Regions from separate parts of the Homo sapiens genome. Here region 2 is linked to region 1. Evidence: chromatin loops called from intact Hi-C (ENCODE). Cell type or tissue: B cell. All regions are shown on one strand.

Region 1 (2,500 bases):
CCCCTGCCACCCTGAAGGCCCAGCCCAGGCCAGTGGGTCCTCTGGGGAGGGAGGTGGGGGTCACCCACATCCACCCCCCACCCATCATGGAATAAACACCCTCAGTCTGGCCCGCTCAGACACCGGGTGAGGATGTTAACTGGAATCACCTTTCTGGAGACCAATGTGGCAGTATCAAGCGGCTTCCAGATGCATTCTCACTGACCCGGTCATTCCATTTCTAAGGTTTTACCTTAAGGAAATGATCTCTCTATCTTCATTAATAATGGCAAAACGTTGGAGACAACCTAGAGGCCCGGAGATCCGGGACAAGCGAAGGGAGTTACAGCCCTGTCTCTACGCCGGTGCGCCCTGTGTGTTATAGCGGTTATGTAGCTACACAGAAAGGTTTTCCTGACATATAAATTGAAAACGCAAGTTACAAAACAGCACGTACTGCCCATTTGCAAGTTGAAATAGCCATGTGTGTTTCTCCCCAAAACAGAGTATCCGCACTGGGCGTGGTGGCTCTCGCCTGTAATCCCAGCACTTTGAGAGGCCGTGGCTGGCGGATCAACTGAGGTAGGGAGTTCGAGACCAGCCTGACCAACATGGAGAAACCCCATCTCTACTAAAAATACAAAATTAGCTGGGCGTGGTGGCGCACACCTGTAGTCCCAGCTACTCGGGAGACTGAGGCAGGAGAATCCCTTGAACCTGGGAGGCGGAGGTTGCAGTGAGCCTAGATCGCGCCACGCGCCTCTACACTCCAGCCTGAGCAACAAGAGCGAAACTCTGTCTCAAAACAAAACAAAACAAAACAAAAAAACAAAGTATGCACAAAGATGATCTCAGAGGTCACCTTTGGAACGATGGGGGTATTTTTTTATTTGTGTATTGAGTACTTTACTGCCTTATGTAAGTTTCAGCAAACACCTATTACTGTTTGGACCAGTACCTCTTGTTTCTCAAAACGCTGTCGGGGCCACGGGCGGGACCCGGACGGGGCAGGGAGGGGGCGGGGCTACAGCAGGGCGGGGCTACAGCAGGGCGGGGCTACGGCGGGGCGGGGCCGGCGCCAGGCGCATGCGCTCACCCTCGTCGATGCTCCAGCCAGGCCAGCTCCGCGAGCGTTTTCTCCTGGAGCGCCATCTCTCGCAGGCGCAGCAGCGCGGCCTGGTGCTGTGCTCGCAGCTCCTCCTCCCGCAGGCTCCGCTCCAGCATCTGCAGCTTGAAGCGGCCCAAGGCCCCTAAAGCTCTGGGTTCGGTGCTTCCGGGCCTCGCGGGGCTCCAGTAGGGTGGGCCGCGTCACCGCCTAGCTTCTAGACCGCTCCCAGCACAGGCCACCGCCTCCGAGAAGCCCTCTCGGACTGCCCGCCCCTCCCATCCCCCTATGCCGCCCTCGCTTCCCCGACTGTGAGCTGGCGGGGCAGGCAGGATCTTTAGCATCTCGGCCTCACCACCAGCCCTGATCCAGGAAGCCCAGGCCACCTGCCCTAAAATATACAACCTGGGCGGGGGCTAACCCTGCCCAAAGCACCATGTTGAAATGCCTGCCCCCCTCTGTCACCCAGGGCGGGAGGAACGGGCTTGGGTAGCTGTCAGCTGGAAGAGCGGGTGACGCGATCGCCGGAAGAACCTCCCAACCCAGGACCTGCCTTGGCCCTTCTTAGTGGAAGGACAGTTGGGTCCGGGGCCCACTACCAGGGCCGTGCTGGGTCCTGAAATTGTGCCTCTCCCCCAGGGGACCTCTCCACGTACCTGGTGGGTGGGGTTGTCCGGAGGGAAGAACTTGGCCAGGGGAAGCTGGGAGAGGGCTCCGTCAGGGCCCTCCACCTCTGAGGAAGGAAGCGCCATGGTTGGGTCATGTAGGGGGTCTGAGTGCCCCGTGTCAGGGGCCATTTCTACCGGAGGGCCTCATAAAAGTAGGAGGTCTAGGGCAGTTTAGTGTCCCCATCCCATCCCGGACACACAGGGCTTCACGCAGAATCCACAAGACCACGCGGGAAGGGACAGGCAGTCTCTTGATGTGAAGTTGTGGTTTGTGACCCTACTGATCATGGGAAAGACCAGACCAAAAGTAGAGGAAGCTCAGGGAGACAGCCCAGCTGCTCTGCGTCTACAGGCTTCTAAAGGAGGGGAGAGTGAGGCCCAGAGAGGGAGAAGGGCTGTCGGGGTCTAGCACCAAGGAGCTGGCAGGTGACAGCAGATCCCAGATCCCCAGCTGAAGTAGCTGACCTGCTGCCGACCTCTGCTGGCCATGCTTCTGTTCTGAGTGATGGAAAAAGGAGCCTGTACTTCAAGCGATCCTTAAGGACGTTCCCTCCCACCAAAGACAGAGCAAAAGGGACTGGATTTTGGCTTTGCCATCCCATCTGCAACAACTGAAAAAATCACGTAAATACACACACACATGTGTGTTTATATAGAGATATGTGTGTGTATACATATATATATATTTTTTCACACACACATATGAAATAACAGTTTTCCAGGCACTGGACTTGAGGCAACATAGCAC
Region 2 (2,500 bases), 97 kb before region 1:
AGCTGGTGGAGCCCCTGCATGAGGGGCCTGGGGGGCTGTCTGCAGGAGGGCATCAAAGTGACAAGCTGCAGGCTCCACTGCAAAGAAATTCTGGAAATCTGGGCATTTCTGGGCCGTTTTCCCCGCATGTGCAGGGACTCTTGCGGAAGTTATGGAGGAGTGCTCTGTCCTCGGGGGAGCATCCCAGCCCTGCTGTCTGGGCACTGACACCCTAGATGGGGCCTCACTGGACTTTGACCTCACAGAGGGGGAGGCCCTGAAGCTCGGCCCAGTGCATTTAAGGTGCCTTGCAGGCTCACAGCCTTGTGCCAGGTTGGGAGAGGAGGGGACAAACAATAGTGAAAGAGAAGAGAGGTCAGGGTGCCCAGTGTGCACAGCCAGGCAGAGGGGGCTCTCCCGAAAGGTCAAACAGAGAGGGGAGGCTGAGGACGGGGAGAGGACCAGATTCCTCCACCTTGCTTCCCCCAGCCCCTGCCACGGCGTCAGAGCAATGGCCCTTCATAGAGAGACCTCAGAGTGCCCCCACCCCTGTCACTGGGAGAAGGGCTGGGTGAGACGGGGAGGACAGGGCCATGGGGCCTGATGGAGAGGGAAGGGGCTTTCAGGGATCCGGCACTGTGGCCAGAGCATTGAAAGGTTCCAAGGGCGCTGTGCCCCTTCCACCCGCCCTCCCTCCTGGGCAAGCCCGGGCCCCCGGGTGGGCGCCTCGGCTGTTTGGGATGATGGATCGTGGCGTCTGCCCTGATGCAGCAGATGTGGGCTGCACTTGGCCTCAATCGCTCCCCAGGGGCCCCGATCGATGGCGGCCTGTGCGCGGCCCCAGCAGCCTGTGATGAATGGCTGGAGATTGATTTTCACTTAATTGACAATTTGGTGAACCTGTTTGCAAAATCCCAGGTTGGGCCCAGACAGTCTCGAGGTTATAGTTGGTCGAGTTGATGCTGCTTGGGCCAGAGTGGCAGCCAGGGGGCAGTAGAGGCCGCCCAGCGATGGGGGACCCGGCTGTGCCCGGGCTGAGCTCCCCTCTGTAGACCCAGCAGGGGCAGGGGTGCCAACCCAGATCGGGAACCCCCAGAGAGGTGGGCCCCAGCACTGGTGGTCACTAGGGCAGGTTGGCATCCCGGGCAGGGGTTTGATCCTGGCTGGGCCCCCCTGCTGTGTCACCAGGGCACTGCCTCTGACCCTCCCTGACCCTCCGTTTCCTCTTCTGTGAAGTGGAGCCCACCTGGCGCAGCCCAGTCCCCCCATCGCTGGGGGCCTGTGCTGCCCCCTGGCTGGCACCTGGGCTCAGGCATACCCTACAGCCCCATCTCATTGCAGAGGCTGCCCGCCCACCCTCTGGTCAGCCACAGAGGACCCCACACTGGCCCCAGGGCAGCTCCCCTCCCACCTGGTGGCCCCATGCTGACATGGCCCTGGGACCCCTGCAGATCCTGTGGATGCCCCTTTCTGCCCCATCCATCTTCCCCACGGGCCTGGGTGACACAGCCAATCAGATGAGGTCACTCCCTGCCTAGCCCCTTCTACTTAGGTCCCCACCGAGCCTCAGACCCTGTCCTCTCCCGCCAGCTCCCACCCATCCCCCTGTGTTCTGGGCGCCTCTGTCTCCTCCATGTGGCAGCCTCCTTCCCACTCCTGGGCACGACGGCTCCTGCCAGCCTCAGGGCCTTAGCACTTGCTGTGTTCTGTGGCTGCAAGGCCTCTTCAGTGACCCACACAGGGGTGGTTCCAGTGAGGCATCAAAGCTTCCGTTTAAATGTCCCCCACCCAGGGGAGGCCCTCCCTGGCCCACGTCTCTGCCCCAGACAGGCCCTCTCTCGTCTCTTCCCACCTCCTTTTCTTCAGAGCCCTCATAACCAGGTCAAAGTCTCTTCCTGGTATGTGGCTTGTTTGCCCGCCTGTCTGCTGGTCTGTCAGCCCTGTAACCCAGGGGCACTGCCTGTGTGGTCACCTGGCTCTCCTGGCCATGGCCAACCCAGCCCTGTGTCTGCTCAGCCGGCACCCAGGAAGCGCTCTCAGCACCTGGGCCAAGCCCTGCAGATGCTGTTCCCAGGGTGACATGGAAACACCCTGGAGCTCACCTTGCCACCTGCCCCTGAACTCATTAGCAGGGCCAGACTTGGGAACTGTAATAGGACCCTCGGGTAATCCCCTCCGGGGGCCGCCCCAGACAAAAGCCCAAATTAAGTCAGCAGAATCGCAGGGGAGAGGCCAAGGGGCTGGAATTTACCCACTAAGAGCAAACAAAGAATCTCCCGTCTCAGAGGCAGAGGCTGCTTGAGGTCTAATTTCCATTCCATGCAATTTGACACCACCCAGGAGCCCCTTGGACTGGCCTGCCTCCCTGGTCAACGAGAAAGCTCCCAGCCCATGGATTGGCACCCAAGGTTCTTGGCAGAGCCTCACCATGGCTGCAACAGGGCCCATGGGCCCCACCCCTGCCCTGGGACAGAGCCACAGCTGGGCAGAGGGTGGTCCCTTCCCGTTGTGAGGGGTGCTC

Evidence for each region. A loop is a pair of places that touch in the nucleus more often than their neighbours do. Peaks named below come from ENCODE experiments on the same cell type or tissue, not always from the same donor. Only the 100,000 strongest peaks of a DNase experiment are listed, where the experiment ranks them.
Region 2: a loop joins it to region 1, with 14 times the contacts of the local background. A loop is called at or near these places in 11 of 110 quality-filtered maps.

What each region holds. Positions count from the first base shown.
Region 1 is chr9:136,266,309-136,268,808 of GRCh38, forward strand. CCDC187 (coiled-coil domain containing 187) reads right to left here. Exons shown (of 26, transcript NM_001378188.1): 15 at 1,741-1,817; 16 at 1,076-1,203. Among named protein-coding and RNA genes, the nearest start is that of QSOX2, 22 kb to the left of the region's middle. RefSeq lists silencers at 929-1,088, 1,153-1,528 and an enhancer at 1,329-1,398. In B cell, a CTCF peak has its summit at 1,165; a DNase peak (open chromatin) is centred at 1,093; H3K4me3 peaks cover 1,159 bases; H3K27ac peaks cover 442 bases.
Region 2 is chr9:136,169,492-136,171,991 of GRCh38, forward strand. No RefSeq gene overlaps it. Among named protein-coding and RNA genes, the nearest start is that of LHX3, 34 kb to the right of the region's middle. RefSeq lists enhancers at 1-255, 256-906. In B cell, CTCF peaks have their summits at 957 (motif pointing right) and 1,160; a DNase peak (open chromatin) is centred at 970; H3K27me3 peaks cover 1,964 bases.